2 separate regions of the Homo sapiens genome follow, and region 1 is linked to region 2. A link is an interaction called in ENCODE POLR2A ChIA-PET data of the cell type or tissue named here. Cell type or tissue: PC-3. All regions are shown on one strand. Links, peaks and the distances in the headings refer to the core of each region. The heading gives the core; the rest is flanking DNA. Region 1 has its middle 13 kb from the start of F2RL1. Region 2 overlaps LOC124900191 (a long non-coding RNA gene).

The links. ChIA-PET counts read pairs that join two places held together with the same protein. Peaks named below come from ENCODE experiments on the same cell type or tissue, not always from the same donor. Only the 100,000 strongest peaks of a DNase experiment are listed, where the experiment ranks them.
Region 1: POLR2A ChIA-PET joins it to region 2 with 8 read pairs; 1 of 35 experiments calls an interaction of 5 or more read pairs at or near these places.

Annotation. Positions count from the first base shown.
Region 1 is chr5:76,804,162-76,808,553 of GRCh38, reverse strand. No RefSeq gene overlaps it. Among named protein-coding and RNA genes, the nearest start is that of F2RL1, 13 kb to the left of the region's middle. RefSeq lists enhancers at 103-686, 1,851-2,432, 2,433-3,016, 3,620-4,392. In PC-3, for the core only: no CTCF peak of the experiment used is centred there; DNase peaks (open chromatin) are centred at 1,063, 2,263 and 4,023; H3K27ac peaks cover 4,000 bases.
Region 2 is chr5:78,672,995-78,677,386 of GRCh38, reverse strand. The region is part of intron 4 of LOC124900191 (a long non-coding RNA gene); the gene reads left to right. Among named protein-coding and RNA genes, the nearest start is that of LHFPL2, 26 kb to the right of the region's middle. In PC-3, for the core only: no CTCF peak of the experiment used is centred there; no DNase peak of the experiment used is centred there; H3K27ac peaks cover 1,375 bases.

The DNA of each region.
Region 1 (4,392 bases), core at 213-4,212, 1.9 Mb after region 2:
AAGACAAAGGCCTGTGAGAAGGGGTGGTAAGGAGAGGAAGCAGAGGCAGAGGGGCTTGTAGAACTCAGAGTGTCGGGATATGATAAGAAAGATAACTGAGGGCCACACAGGCCGAGAGAGATGAGTTAAAACAGGTGGGTTCCTGGCAATTTAAGGACAGCTGGTGGGAATGTGGAAGAAGGAGGGTCTGTGAAATCTCTGGGAAGAAGGGTAGGGCAGTAATTCCCAGCTGCTTGGGCCCACAGAAACCAGTTTGGTCCTGCTGTTCAGCTTTTGTAACTGTTCATTAGCATATGAAGGAACTGCCTGCAGAACGCACCCTGGGTCTTTGGAGCTTTGCTGTGTATGCTGGGCCAGGGGTGGGGGCAGGGAGTGAAATGGCTCCAACATCTGCCTGATTTCCTGAATCCAGATCCACCACCAATTCTGGACTCAATAAGAAGGGACTGAATCTCTGTTCCTTTCCCAGCTAAAGCCAAAATTTGTTCTATTTACAATACTTCTCAAGTCCTCAGCTGCTTCTATAATTGGTCTAATACAGAGAGCATAATAATTTTGGAAGGAAAAAATTTTAACAGGTATGGGGAACACAATGAATGGACTAACAACTCTCACTTAATCTTCACTATATCTTATGAAATATAGACAATTCATATCTTCTTGTTAGAAATAACATGATTCAGAAGGGGCTTCAGGAAGCAGATGCCAAACTCTTGACCTTAAGTGGAAGCATTTCTTGCATGTAACGCTAAATGGTTGTGTTATCAGAGCTTCCCTGAATTTTCAGCATACGAAGAAAAATATTAGGTGCTTATTTCTTTGGGGGGAGAATTCAGGCCAATTTTTGACTTTAGAGCCTAATGATGGCAGTCATTCAAGTTTTGGTTCTTGAAAAATTGCAGCCAGGCACTACCTCGTCTGAGAGGTAGAAAGAGGTCGTGGAAGAGTCTGGAGTTGAAAGTGCATACAGTCTCTGTTGTGTTCTGCCAGCTCTAATGCCCAGTCACTTACAACCACATTTCAGCCCAGCTATTCTGAAAGGAAACTCACTTTAGAAATGCAAATGACTCACCAAAGAGTGAGGAATTTTAGTGTCTGACAAGTGAAGTGTGTAGCTTTGAAGACTGGGAGACCTCTGTGTTCTCCCAGGAATACCTCCCAGGGTTGTTGTTGAAGCCAAAGGAGATCAGAACTCTAAATGGGCTTGGTAACGTGGAAGGTACTAAAGGAACTTTTATTTTTATTGCAAAAGTGTTGAGTTTTGAATAGCTCGGGGCCCACTGAACTTAGCCTGTGGAAAAGACAGGTTGTGTAAAGACTCTATTTCATTGGCCAGGATACACAACCTTGGTCTAGAGCTACTCCTATTCTTTTTTTTTTTAATTGTTATTTTTTATTTTTAATAGAGTATAGTGGCATGTTATAGTCCACTGCAGCCTCAAAATCCTGGACTCAAGTGAATCCCCCACCTCAACCTTGAGGTATGCACCACAACACCCAGCTAATGCTTCTATTCTTTTCTTTTCCTTTTTTTTTTTTTTTTTTTTTTTTTTTTTTTTTTTTTTTTTGAGACAGAGCCTTGCTCTATCGCCCAGGCTGAAGTGCAGTGGTGCGATCTCGGCTCACTGCAAGCTCCGCCTCCCGGGTTCACGCCATTCTCCTGCCTCAGCCTCCAGAGTAGCTGGGACTACAGGCGCCCGCCACCACGCCCGGCTAATTTTTTTGTATTTTTAGTAGAGACGGGGTTTCGCCGTGTTAGCCAGGATGATCTCGATCTCCCGACCTCGTGATCCGCCCGCCTCGGCCTCCCAAAGTGCTGGGATTACAGGCTTGAGCCACCGCACCCGGCCTGCTTCTATTCTTAACATCTGATTTTCAGTCTCTACCCCCCATCACTCCCCACCTCTCTGCCCATATTGAGCAGCTCCTTTCTTGGGAGTGGTCCTGTGCTGGATTGAGTTTAGCCAAGGAGACTGCTGCTGCACAGCTCAAAGAAAACCGACCTGCTCACTCCAACAGGAAAGTCCTGGGGGTCAAAGTAAAAGCATCAAAGACTAAGTTAGCGGTGGATGAGCCAAAAGAGGAGGGAGCTATGAAGAGGAGGATGGGAAGAGAAACCAAGATGCAAGATACTACAGAAGTGCGATGCAAATTGCTTATTACTCAGTGCCCAGCAGGCTCCCTAAACAGTCTTCAAAGCTACAGCTGGCTTGTCAGATGCTAAAATCCCTTCTTCCTTGGTGAGTCATATGAGACAAAGTAGCAAATGTTAAGAAGTCATGTTTGCTCATTTCTGCTTGCTTAATTTCTCGAAGCTCCTGACTCTGTGTCTACACACAGCTCTCTGGAAAGATGCTTAGAAGACAAAACAGGACATCTCTTGCCTGAGTCACTATATTCCTTAAAAGATAAATGACCGCAGTGTTTGTCTTTGCCTACACATAAGATAACCTCTGACAAGGTCAGTGATGATGCCTCTGTAATCTATAACCAGTTGTGCTCTTACACCGAAACGTCAATGTGATTCTGCTTGAATGCAACTTCTGAGCAAGTCTCATGTGACTTTGAACATATTGAACCCCCACCGCCTGTATATGGGCCATGGGCTGAGATACTGTGCCCCAGCAGTCTCATAGAACTGCTCCTGGGCTACAGGCCTTGGTCTATAGCCCTCAGTAAGACTTCTGAATAAAACTAACTTTAAATCTTTAAAAGCTTTTGTTGTTTTTTTTTTCCATTGACAGTCATTTCCATCCTCAAAGGGAGTTTTATATCAGAATAACTGAGTTGGACAGAATAACAAAGGCAACTTAGCCACACTGGCTAAGAGCTGGGACTCCTGGGCAAAACTGCTTGGGTTGGAATCTCAACTCCATTGTTTATGAGCTGTGTGACCTTGGGCAAATTTGCCTCTCTGTGCCTCAGTTTTTTTTATCTGTAAATCAGGGTTGATATTAATCATACCTAGTTCTTAGGTTTTTTTTTTTTTTTCTTTATTTTGAGACAGAGTCTTGCTCTGTCACCCAGGCTGGAGTGCAATGGCATAATCTTGGTTAACTGCAACCTCCACCTCCCAGGCTCAAGCGATTCTCCTGCCTCAGCCTCCCAAGTAACTGGGATTACAGGCACATGCCACCGCGCCCAGCTAATTTTTGTATTTTTAGTAGAGATGGGGTTTCACCATGTTGCCCAGGCTGGTCTTGAACTCCTGACCTCAGGTAATCCACCCGCCTCAGCCTCCCAAAGTGCTGGGATTACAGGAGTGAGCCACTGCATCTAGCAGTTCTTAGATTATTATACTAATAACAGGAGTTAATATTTGTAGGGTGCCTAAAACAGGGTCTGGCACACAGTTTCATTAAAGTAGGTTTTTAAAACCTATTATTGTGGCCAGGTGTGGTGGCTCACGCCTGTAATCCCAGCCCTTTGGGAGGCCGAGGTGGGCAGATTAGCTGAGGTCTGGAGTTCGAGACCAGCCTGACCAACATGGAGAAACCCCATCTCTACTAAGAATACAAAATTAGCCGGTCGTGGTGGCACATGCCTGTAGTCCCAGCTACTTGGGAGGCTGAGGCAGGAGGATCGCTTGAACCCGGGAGGCGGAGGTTGCAGTGAGCCAAGATCGGGCCATTGCACTCCAGATTGGGCAATAAGAGTGACAATCCGTCTCAAAAAAAAAAAAAAAGAAACCTTTTACTGTTATTATTTCATTAATGCATCTCCATGACTAGATAAAAGCTCTGAGAGCAGAGGCTCGGTCTGGGTTTGCTTATAATTGCGTATCCAGTGCTTAGCACAGCGTGTGGTAAGTACCCAACTATTTGTCTTATGAACAAATGGACAAAGGGAACCTCCCGAACCATTCCCAGATTCAGACCACAGAAAAGGGTCTGAGCTCCATCCTCACGCCTCCAGGAAGTAAAAAGTCATTCCCACGCATCCAAGAAGTAAAAAGTCACACCTACTAACAGTCGACAATGCTGGAGAAGTAACCCCACCAGCAATGCCGTGACACTGCTCCCATTCTCAGACCCTTGGACTTCTCCTTGTCGTCACCACACAGGATGTGTTCACCACACAGGGGCCCAGCTCTTATTGACTTGGCCGAAGGCTTGGCCTCTGAGTCAGGAGTTTCTGTCCAGTTTCAGGTGTGGGCCAAGTATCGCCTTGTCCTTGGTCTCCCACACTCTTGTGAGAGTGGGCAGAGGGTGTCCCACACTCTTGGGAGAGCTGGTGGGCAGAGGGCCGGCCTCCCCTCTCTGGCCTCCCCAGACACCTGGGAGCTGTCTGCAGAGGCTTGGGGTGAATGTATGTGTAATAAAGAGAGAGCCCTAGCCCAAAGTTTGTTACTATTATAAAGATGTTGGCTTCTCTTCCCAACTGTCAAAGTGA
Region 2 (4,392 bases), core at 301-4,300:
AGAGTGTTTTAGATTTTTTATTTTTTTCAGACTTCGGAATTTTTGCATATACATAATGAGATATCTTGGAGATGGGACCTAAGTCTAACCATGAAATTCACTTATGTTTCATATATGCCTTATACATACAACCTGAATGTAAGTTTATAGAATATTTTAAAAATTTTTTGGAAATGAAACGAAGTTTGTATACCCTGAACCATCAGAAAGCAAAGCATCATGTCAGCACTTTAAAAAGTTTAGATTTTGGAGCTTTCTAGATTTTGGATTTCTGGATTAGGGATGCTCAACCTGTAACACTTCTTGGTACTTGTGTGTATTAGACTACGCCTTTGCAGTTGAAGAGCTTTGACTCCGTTTCCCTGGTTGTCACTTCCAGAAGGGCTGCCCTCTATGTGGTGTAATGAGATCTCTCATTGAGGGGAGGAATGAGGAGTTACTGCATGCTCTGCCTCAGAAGAGGAGGCCACAGTTGTCAGGCCTACTCAGCAAAGTGTCCCAGAGGCTGGTCTGCAGTCCCTGCAAGGAGGCATAGCCAACCTGGGGACTGCAGGAGGACATGTCTGGGCCCACACTACCCCACACACTGCCTGCTCCAACGACCTCTTTTGGTTTTAAGATCCAATATGCCACCATTGGAAATTCATTTGAATTGGTAGATCTCCTTTTTGAGAGGTCAAATAAGAATGAACGGGATGGCCTAGAATGCTTTTCCTGTAGCTCTTGTTATCTTACTAACCATGGTCCTATAAAAAATCAGGCAATGACTCCTGCAGAAAGCTGTTCCATTCTGGGATCATTGGTCCTTCTACGAGGCATCCTAGCCTAGTGCTGTGCTGTCACTTCCTGCTTGAGATTAGTATTCTCTGCTGGCCTCCCTGAAGGGAGGACCTGGGTATTGTTCTTTCATCGTTGTGTTTCCACTGGGCCTGACACCTGGTTTACTCTATAAATATTTGTTGAATGAGCCCAGTATCTTTGATTATAAAATGATAAAGTAATTCAGCTATAAAATGATGATGGTAATGATACCTTCCTCAGGGTATTTGTGAGTAGGAGAGGAGATAATCTACGTCAAGTTATTGGCAAACTGTAAAGCTCTATACAAATGGAAGTCTTCAGGATAACTTGCCAGGAAGCGTGAGAGGGGTTCCAGAAGAAGACACAGAAACCTCACCCACTTTCAGGATTTTCCTGAGGCCCATTCTAAGCAACTATATTTAGACCTGCACACAGAACCACACCCAAAAGGACTTTGCTCTGTCTTTCTATCAAGATCTTTGCCCTGAAAGAACCTAACCCCAAAGGTACTCCCAGAGCTTGTCATTTTCTAGAGTGAATAACCAGAGGTTAGAATAATTAGACACTAATTCTCACAGAATCTGTTTGACAAGTAGTTTGGCAGATAATTGCGTTAATTATTAAGATTAAAAGTCTAAGATGATAAGGAGCAGAAATTTGCTCATTACCCAGATAGACCAGAACAGAGTGGGAGATTGTAGGGAATTGTAGCAGAGATACCAGTTACTCCCCACCCACATCCCCTCCTCAGAGAACCCGCCTATCCTCCCCGCCTTGGCCATCCACAGCTGTCTGGACCAGAATAGAAGGCTATGGTTCAGGCCTTCTCACCTCAAAGAAGAAAAGCCATGGGAGAGCCATGCTGTTTAGATTGTTAGAGTTTGGACAGAGACACTGAGAAAGTCTGCCTTCTAAACATGAACCAGGGGGACTACATTGAGCCAGGCCTGAAGAACCGGTGCACATCAAAGCAAAGAAAGCCAGGCCATCAAAAGACACCGTGGTGAGGCCCCTCGGTCCCCACCCACCATTTCACCAGGCCCTGTCTGTGTGCCAAGCTCAACCCTCAGAAAGGATATTTCATGTAGGCTGGGTACATGAAATGTAATCCTGTAATCCCAGCACTTTGGAAGGCCAAGGCAGGTGGATCGCTAGAGGTCAGGAATTTGAGACCAGCCTGGCCAACATGATGATACCCCATCTGTACTGAAAATACAAAAAATTAGCCGGGTGTGGTGGTGTGTGCCTGTAGTCCCAGCTACTCGGGAGGCTGAGGCAGCAGAATTGCTTGAACCCGGGAGGTGGAGGTTGCAGTGAGCCGAGATCATGCCACTGCACTCCAGCCTGGGCAACAGAGAGAGACTTCATCTCAAAAAAATAAAAAATAAAATAAAATAAGGCAGAAACAAACAGAAAAAATAACGGTGTTACTTATGGTGAATGCTAGAGTATACAGCAATGAACCAATACAGGGCTTCCAAATCAGTAAAGAGGAAGTCAAACTGTCACTGTTAGCTGACAATATGATCATTTACTTTGAAAACCCTAAAGACTCCTCCAGAAAGCTCCTAGAACTGATAAAAGAATTCATCAAAGTTTCCAGATACAAGATTAACGTACACGAATCAGTAGCTCTTCTATACATGAACAATGACTAAGCAGAGAATCAAATCAAGAGCTCAACCCCTTTTACAATAGCTGAAAAAAACAAACAAACAAAAAAAAAACTTAGGAATATACCTAACCAAGGAGTCAAAAACCTCCACAAGGAAAACTACAAAACACTGCTGAAAGAAATCATAGACGACATGAACAAATGGAAACACATCCCATGCTCATGATGGGTACAATCAATATTGTGAAAATGACCATACTGCCAAAAGCAATCTACAAATTCAATGCAATCCCCATCAAAATACCACTATCATTCTTCACAGAATTAGAAAAAACACTTCTAAAATTCATATGGAACCAAAAAAGAGCCCGCATAGCCTAAGCAAGACTAAGCAAAAAGAACAAATCTGGAGGCATCACACTACCTGATTTCAAACTATGCTATAAGGCCATAGTCACCAAAACAGCATGGTACTGGTGCAAATATAGGCACATAGACCAATGGAATAGAATAGAGAACCCAGAAATGAACCCAAATACAGCCAACTGATCTTCGACCAAGCAAACAAAAACAAAATGGGGAAAGGACACCCTTTTCAGCAAATAGTGCTGGGACAATTGGCAAGCCACATGTAGGAGAATAAGAATCTCTCACCTTATACAAAAATCAACTCAAGATGGATCAAAGACTTAAACCTAAGACCTGAAACTATAAAAATTCTAGAAGATAACATTGGAAAAACCCTTCTAGACTTTGGCTTTGGCAAGGATTTCATGACCAAGAACCCAAAAGCAAATGCAATAAAAACAAAGATAAATAGCTGGGACCTAATTAAACTGAAGAGCTTTTGCACAGCAAAAGGAACAGTCAGCAGAGTAAACAGACAACCCACAGAGTGGGAGAAAAGTCATCAAAATCTATACATCTGACAAAGGACTAATATCAAGAATCCACAGTGAACTCAACCAAATGAGTAAGAAAAAAACAAACAATACCATCAAAAAGTAGGTTAAGGACATGAATAGACAATTCTCAAAAGAAAATATACAAATGGCCAACAAACATGAAAAAATGCTCAATGTCATTAATGATGAGGGAAATGCAAATCAAAATCACAATGCAGTACCACCTCAGTCCTGCCAGAATGGCCATAATCAAAAAAGAGTAGATGTCGGCATGGATGCGGTAAACAGGGAACACTTTTACACTGCTGGTGGGAATGTAAACTAGTACAGCTGCTATGGAAAACAGTGTGGCGATTCCTTAAATAACTAAAAGTAGAACTACCATTTGATCCAGCAATCCTGCTTCCCAGAGGAAAACAAGTCATTATTCAAAAAAGACACTTGCACACACATGTTTATAGCAGCACAATTCAGCAAAAATCATGGAACCATGATTATATATATTATGTATATATATACCATGATTATATATATATTTTATATATATACCATGATTACATATTTTATATATATATATGAGATCAAGCTGCCCTTTCTATTTTTCTATGCGCCCACTTATGTCTTGAAGGTCTCATTCTTCAGGAGATCTTGCAGAGCCAGTAGACATTGCTGAGCATCTAACTTGTCCCAAGGGGCTTTCTTGATTCTAGAGAGAATAGAACACTATGATACGTTCTGAATAACAGTGGGAAGGGCTTGAAAAAGGGATTTTTAATTTTCAGGGAGGAAAGATTATGTTGTGTAAATATAATATGTATTTTCTTTTGGATAATGCATTTGCTCATACACACACACACACACACACACACACACACACACACACACACACCATGGAATACTATGCAGCCTTAAAAAGGAATGAATTAAACAGCATTTGCAGTGATCTGGATGAGATTAGAGACTAATATTCTAAGTAAAGTAACTCAGAAATGGAAAACCAAACATCATGTTTTCTCACTACTATGTAGGAGCTAAGCTATGAGGACGCAAAGGCGTAAGAATGATACAGTG